2 separate regions of the Mus musculus genome follow, and region 2 is linked to region 1. Evidence: chromatin contacts called from ENCODE Hi-C or POLR2A ChIA-PET data. All regions are on one chromosome and are shown on one strand. Each heading gives the region's core, a stretch centred on a gene start or an enhancer-like site at or near the end of the contact. The rest is flanking DNA. Distances are from core to core; before and after follow the strand shown. Region 1 has its middle 72 kb from the start of Gm5420. Region 2 overlaps Sgk1 (serum/glucocorticoid regulated kinase 1).

The links. Hi-C counts contacts between places; a loop is a spot of excess contacts on that map. ChIA-PET counts read pairs that join two places held with the same protein, here RNA polymerase II (POLR2A).
Region 2: a map of left cerebral cortex shows a loop between it and region 1 (3-fold over the local background). The contact joins two enhancer-like sites. A Hi-C loop is called at or near these places in 6 of 37 maps with a recorded cell type or tissue (all left cerebral cortex). POLR2A ChIA-PET finds 5 or more read pairs at or near these places in 1 of 5 experiments (Patski).

The regions. Positions count from the first base shown.
Region 1 is chr10:21,760,842-21,764,351 of GRCm38, reverse strand. No RefSeq gene overlaps it. Among named protein-coding and RNA genes, the nearest start is that of Gm5420, 72 kb to the right of the region's middle. Within about 2 kb of position 1,632, at least 1 of the 3 ENCODE cell types and tissues checked has a DNase peak (open chromatin) inside an H3K27ac peak, as active enhancers do; it is left cerebral cortex, where a contact is called at or near this core.
Region 2 is chr10:21,999,113-22,002,622 of GRCm38, reverse strand. Sgk1 (serum/glucocorticoid regulated kinase 1) reads right to left here. Exons shown (of 14, transcript NM_001161845.2): 14 at 2,720-3,510. Among named protein-coding and RNA genes, the nearest start is that of Gm34267, 58 kb to the left of the region's middle. Within about 2 kb of position 1,853, at least 2 of the 3 ENCODE cell types and tissues checked have a DNase peak (open chromatin) inside an H3K27ac peak, as active enhancers do; they include left cerebral cortex, where a contact is called at or near this core.

The DNA.
Region 1 (3,510 bases), core at 383-2,882:
TTCAAGGCCAGCCTGGGTTACACAGAGACCATGCTCAGAAAGGAAAAGATATATTTATCCTTTCCCAATTACCCTACTGGCGGTTGCTAACGTTGGCAGAAAAGCCGTTCTCGAGGGTTTGAGGATGATGGATTTTTAGTCATCTTTATTTCACGGCACACAGAAGGTTCTCTGAAAGCTTAGATTTTTGGAGTGGGTACAACAATCTTGCAAATATGAAAAAAAAAGAATACTAGAAAAGATTGATTATGCCATAGGATTGGAAAAGAAGCTAAAGGAAAAAGAAATGACACTGTAAATGTGTGTGTCCCTTGAAAGCTCAGCTGGACCTAAATCAGTGGCCATGCATGGTATGAGGCTCCAAGATAGTGATGTTTAACATGCCAACTACAGCTAATGGTCAAGAAATGGACTTTTAGCTACAAATTATGAAATGTTATTTAAGTATTTTTCTTCAAGTGAATACATTTGCAAGCTATAAATCACTTTCTTATGAAACAACTCTATGATCTTGTGAATTTTTATTTTAAAAAAGTACCTCTTACCAAATATAGCCATTTCTGGGCATCTGTGAAGAACTGGGTCCAGGGCCCAAATCTGGGGGTGCTCACATCCTTGTCTAAGATAGTATAGAATTTGCATATTACTTAAACATATACTCCACTATTCTTTAAAGGATCTCTAGATTACTTAACAATATTTAATACGATGTGAATCTGTGGACTGTATTTCTTAGGAAACAATGACGAAGAGTCCGTGCAGATGGCCTAGCCGTGCCAGTTAGCCTGTCCCAGCCTTTCCCCTGAATTGGAGATGGCTGCGCCTTTGGGGAAGTCACAGCTCACCATGAGAGCAGCGCACTTGCACCTCGTGCACAGCTGACCGGCACTGACCTGTTAGGCAGAACTGACCACCCTTCTCTTCTTCTGCCGCCATTCCTCCACAGCTCAAAGGTGAGTCATCTCCACTTTGATGGACCGTGGACCCCTGTGGTTTGCCCAGTGTTAAAGTGTGGGTGAGGTCTTGCTGGATTACATCGCCACAGTTACAGCCACATAACCAGAACTCAGGCGTAGGCCCGTTTTCCCATAGCTTATCTCTGTTCCTCAAGGCAAGTTTGTCTTGCGCCTCCTCCAAATCCAGAACAGTGCTATTCTGGCAATATCTGCTAAATCGAACTGAGAAAACCATAGACTGAGCCACTATTCTTAACTCTGATGAGCAGCAAGTGCAGTGCGGTCTCTGCAGCCTAAATGCTCTCCAGCAGCCCAAAGGCTGCACAGCCCCAGTGTCCTTCCCGCTAGATGTAGTGAACCATTTCTGTGCCTGTGAATGCTCAGTGGTCAGACAAATCACCAGGGTCCTGAAAACCTCAATCGTGGGCCACCTGGGTTTCAGTGAACTCTCGAAAAATCGCAACGGAGCCATTTATACAGTATCCAAGGTATGTTCCCAAGGAAACTTATGATTAGAAATAAATAAATAAATAAATAAATAAAGCTGTGCTATCCTTGTCACAGTTACCAGGAAAGGAACACATTGGAGGTAAGACAGGCATGAGACGTGGGAGTCGGTGGCCTGAACCGCCTCTGGTGGGTGTTGTATACAGGCACCAGCAGGGCCATCACAGGCGGCAGCACGTGGGCTGCTGTATGAGGCAAAGAGCCAACAAGCTAGTTATTATGTGTATTTTCTCCCTCCCTGCTCCTCAGCCTTCTGAGTTATTTTTATGCTCATCTGACACTTGCTATCTTTTTCAGACATGCATTCACAAATTAGAGAGACAGTATTTTTTTACTGGCATCTTGTGTATTGCTCCTGATGGATGGAGTCCTGAGATGTATGTGTGAGACACATTAGTTTGAAAACAATCCCAAATGGTGAAATGATGATTCCGGAATGATGGGGTCAAAAATGCATAAATGAGGAAGGGTTGGGGGAGAGAGAACTGGAAAGCTAAGCAAAAGCTACAGCGATGCTCAGGAAAGTGAGGAACACAAGCTACCATGGTCGAATCGAAGCAAAATAACGTAGTCCACTTCTGTCATAATGGACATTGTGGCATAATGTATCAGGGTAGCAAAGCGTCTTCTGGCCTTCAGACGGTAGTCACATCTGTAAACCAGGTGAGTCTGAGAGTAGAAAACTCTACCCACACAGCTCTGAACTCTGATCCTGAGCCCGCCTAAGGCTTGCTTAACTCTTTACTTCCAACTACTTGATACAATCAGATCAGCTCTTTCCATGGATAAAAATACATATTTCTAAAAACCAGTATATTTCCTACTTGTTTGTTTACTTATTTATTAACTTATTAATCTACTTTTTGCCATTTGGATTTCTTTTTGATATAGGGTGCCAGCTAACTCAGAACTTGACAGGTAGGCTAGGTTGGATTTGTAGCAATCCTCCTGCCTCTGCTTCCTAAATCCTGGGATTAAAGATATGCACTACCACACTCAGCTTATTCCCTTATTCCTGCTCTCCATTCAGAAACGTTGAAGCATCCTCTTTTAAAAATAGATTATCTTTTACTTATTCTTTGAGGATTTTATACAATGTGTCTTGATCATACCCACCCTTAATGTCTGCCTCCAGCTCCTCCTGGATAGTCCCTAACACACTGCTTCCAGTCTTCATGGTCTCCTTTCCCATACGGAGAGTTCAGTTAGTTCTTGCTGCTAGAACGCTGACAGAGTTTGGTCGCTGGACCTCATTTAGGTCTTGTGCAGGTAACCACAGCTGCAGTAAGTCCGTGCAAAGGTCATGTGTTGGGAGGACTACATTTCACAGAGCTCTTCCCTACCCTCCAGCTGCCATGGTTTTGTTTGTTTTGTTTTTCTACCCTCTCTTCTGCAATGTCCCCTGAGCCTCGGGAGGACTGATATGAATGTATCCTTTAGGAATAAGTACTCTGAAGTCACTTAGTCTCAGCACTCGAGCTATCGATGAGGCTCTGCATTGCTACCCAGTGAGAAAGAGGCTTCTCTGACTATACTTGAGAGCAGCTCGAATCATTGCCCATGGTGGCTCAGGGTGAGCTCCTAAATTCAAGGCCAGTCAGGTCTACAGAGCTAGTTTCAGGACAACTAGGCTAAACAGGGAAACCACTGAGAGAGAGAGAGAGAGAGAGAGAGAGAGAGAGAGAGAGAGAGGGAGAGGGAGAGAGGAAGGAGGAGGAGGAGGAAAGAAAGAAAGAAAGAAAGAAAGAAAGAAAGAAAGAAAGAAGATGAAGACGGAGAAGAGAAGAGAAGAGAAGAGAAGAGAAGAGAAGAGAGGCATTAATCTATGTGTATAAACAAAAACATTTTGCCGTGTCTGGATAGCAGAACAGCAATAGGAGGTTCATCTCAGCAGTCGATTCAAAGTCAGGCTGGCCTGCAAGAGACCCTCCCTCAAAACACCAAAATAAAATAAAGCACAGAGAGACATAAGCATGACCGAGAAATATCAGCGGTAAGCATATAACCAGGATAATTGAAAACACGTTCCCACAAAACCTCATATGAA
Region 2 (3,510 bases), core at 604-3,103, 240 kb before region 1:
TGGTGAACTCTCATAGAAATAGCCAACAAATGTGTCTCTGTCTGTCTTAGACCTCAGGCAGCAGGGCAGGCTTTGTGAACAAAGTGCCATGGTTTCATTTGGCTGAACTGACTACTAGCAGACTACCTTCCTACAGTTTCTTGGCCTTTGATGTCACTGTTGTTATTATGAAGGAAGAATAGAACATAATGTTTGCATGGAGTCAGAGCTCAATGGGACCAGCTGATGGCTAGCACTGTCTCAGCTAGCAAACCCTCATCCCAGGAATGCTTCCAGAACTTCTGTTGATTAGTATGACTCTTAGGGAGTCCCCTGTCCCAGATTTCACGGGGGCCTCAGGGCTTCCACCGTCCCCTTGATTCCACATTCACTATCTCCTGTGTGGCTATGAGTGCGCATCATGCGGTGTCTCCTCAAGGATGTGGCACATCATTCAAGGAGAATGTCTTACTCTTCATGGTAGCAGAGGATCAACTCATTGAAGCTTAGTGGATCAGCTGAATAAATTGTCCCAAATTCAGATGAGTAAACCCATACCTGGGGAGCTATGAACATACAAACTGCTCCCTTCCTCTTTCCCTCCCTTCCCTTCTCTTTCTTCCTTCCGTCCCTTCCTCCCTCGCCACCCCCATTCTCTTTCGAGCCACGGAATCTCTTTCTATAGTCCAGACTCCACTCTGCTGCCTCCCAAGTGTGAGGATGTGGAGCATATTTGGCCACACCTGAGCCAATTGTCCCCTTTTCCACCTCAGTGGCTTAGCCTCTGGGAACACGTTGGCAGGGACATGCCCCACTCCTGTAGATAAGCAATACCTTGGCACATGTGGTACTTGGCATCAGAACACTTAGCAAATATTTGCTGTTTGTCTATTGATCTCTTGTTCCTTCTTGACTGCCCTGTTCCCTTCCTGCACAACTGTGCTGATCCAACCTCTCATTTGTTTGATAGCACTTGGGATACCTCTGGAATCTTTCAGTTCTAGATAAATTCATATCTGTGTGGAGTGATTGACTACACCCCAATAAATCATACTTCCAACTAAAGAAAAAGAAAACAAAATAACCAAAGAAATAGAGACCTTCAAGTCAGGCAAATTCTAGAACTTGACAGAGGCAGAAGGATCAGGAGTTCAAGGCCATCTGTAACTGCATGACATGTTTAAGGCCAGCTTGAACTATGTGAGATCTCATCTTTCAAAAAGCAAAAGAGGCCAGGATTAGAGGAGCAGGCCTTTAATTCCAGCACTCAGAGACATGTATCTCTGAGTTTGAGGCTAGCTTGGTCTATTCCAGAACGGCCAGGCCTACATAGACTTTATCTCAAAATCAAATAAAAAATATATATAAAGAAAACCTCAAAAACAAAATTAAAAACCCAAGCAAAAGACACATTCTAATTCACAACTGGGTCCTCTGGGAACCCAGTGAGATCATAGACCTTTGCGATCATAGCCTCTGAGGACAGTGGAAACATTTTTGTTCAAGCAATGGTTTGTAACTGATGTTGCCATTGAGAATGTGGGGGAAGGAGGGAGCCCTCCGCCTAAAGCTGGCAGCACCTTTCCCTGGAGAACAGTCTGACATTCTTCTTGTTGTTTGGGTTTGGTAGGGAATTTAATACACAGCTGATGCCCAGTACAACTGCATCGTGCAATCTGTGGCCACTGGGAGCTGGCAGTCTTCCTCTCATTGAATGTCGTTCCTTCAGTGCACTCCACAAGACATGCTGGATAAGGGAAGGGGGGGGGGGGGCTAAGTGGAGACCTTCAATGAGTCAGAAGAGGGGAAAGGTCACAGCTTCCCCTTGGGGGAACTATATACAAATGGGGGGGAGGGCGGTGGACCAGATGAAAAGCTGCACGTGACAGCAGGATCCACTGGGCATCCCTTGAGCGTTCATGCGCAAGGTCCAGAGGATGGGGCTTGAGAGGATTGCCTGACGGTGTTAATTCCTAGCTGGACAGACCTTGGAGTGCTCTGTAGGACAGACTCACAACCTGGTGGCCCTTGAGTTGCTAGCTCCACTGATTTAAGCAGGTACTGGGTTCCTTTCTCCTGAGCCTGTTCTGGGATAGTTTTTTGGGAACTCGGGCACTTATGAATGTGCCATGCCCTCTTTGGTGACACCCTACGCTATGGTCCAGACCCTCCCTTGAGAGCAATGACCTATATCATGTCTCTAGCAGTCAGAGCAGAGCTCAGCCCCAAGTACTCATATTTGTTAAAAGAATTACCTGTCACTTGTTAAGCCAAATGTAAGGACAAGCTGTCCATAGGACCTCACTAGACAGTCAACACAGGGAACATTATTGATATACAATGCTATTTTATTGCATTGTTTGGATGGATTCATGACTGGCCGCACAGAGACTTGGGGAAAATGCAGACTATGTTCTCAGTGCTGGAAATCCAGCCCAGACCTTCACATGCTAGGGAGTCCTCCACCAGAAGTTACGAGCCAGCCTCAGTAAACTACGACCCGACCCTCCCTGAACAAAGAAACCAAAAAACTGGGCAAACTGAGCTGATCTTAATTCTTCCATCCAGGCTGTCCCCAATTCATAATCCTCCTGCATCAGCCCTGCTTAAGTGATGGAGATGGGATGGAAATTGTGTGCTACTATACTGAGCTTACCAAAAGTATGTTCACATTGATCCATTATTTTCCCCCCTCCTAAATCCAGTTTATCAATATATACAAAGTTAACACATGACACAATTTATGCAAATAGTTTTCAAGATTTTATTGCAAACCAAAATTGGTTTATCGCACACAAAAAAAGTTGTGTGGTAAGGAGGAGGAATTGTACATATTATAACCCATGTTAATTACAGTACATTAAAATGATGGTTTACAAATAAGCCTGTAAGTTTAAATATCTAGTGTTATAACCCAATGTACAGACTTCCTTTACACGATACATACAATAATCAGGAATGCAAAAGAATATGAACAAAGGGAAAAAAAACATAAATAATGCCCGTTTTATAGGTGACATTTTAAACAATGAAAACACCAACGGCTTTGACTGACAACTGGGGCATTGGTCCATAAAAACCCTTTCTAAAAATAGAAATATTTGTAGCAGCAATGCTTTCCTTAAGCATCTGAATGCTCGTCATTGCAAGACCGTTTCAATAGGTTTTAGTTATTAACTATATCTTACAAAACAGTCTACACATAAATTTATCTTCCAAATGTGGAAGAAACAAACAATGTCCCACATTGTAGTGTCCTGCAAGTGTCACATTGATGCTCACAACAAAACCGTCTGTGATCAGGCATAGCACACTCACGCCACTGCACACACGGGAAATCCGCCAAGGGAAAAACAAAACAAAACAAAAACAAACAAACACAAACTGAACACTCTGCGATAGGAAAAAGCTTTGGAGCTAACACGATCTCAGAAAAGGCACATTGCAGAATATTCTTGATCACAGCTCAGACAGACCTGCGGGGATTCCTCTTAGACCTGCATCTTCCTTCTAACTGAGACCAAGGTGTCT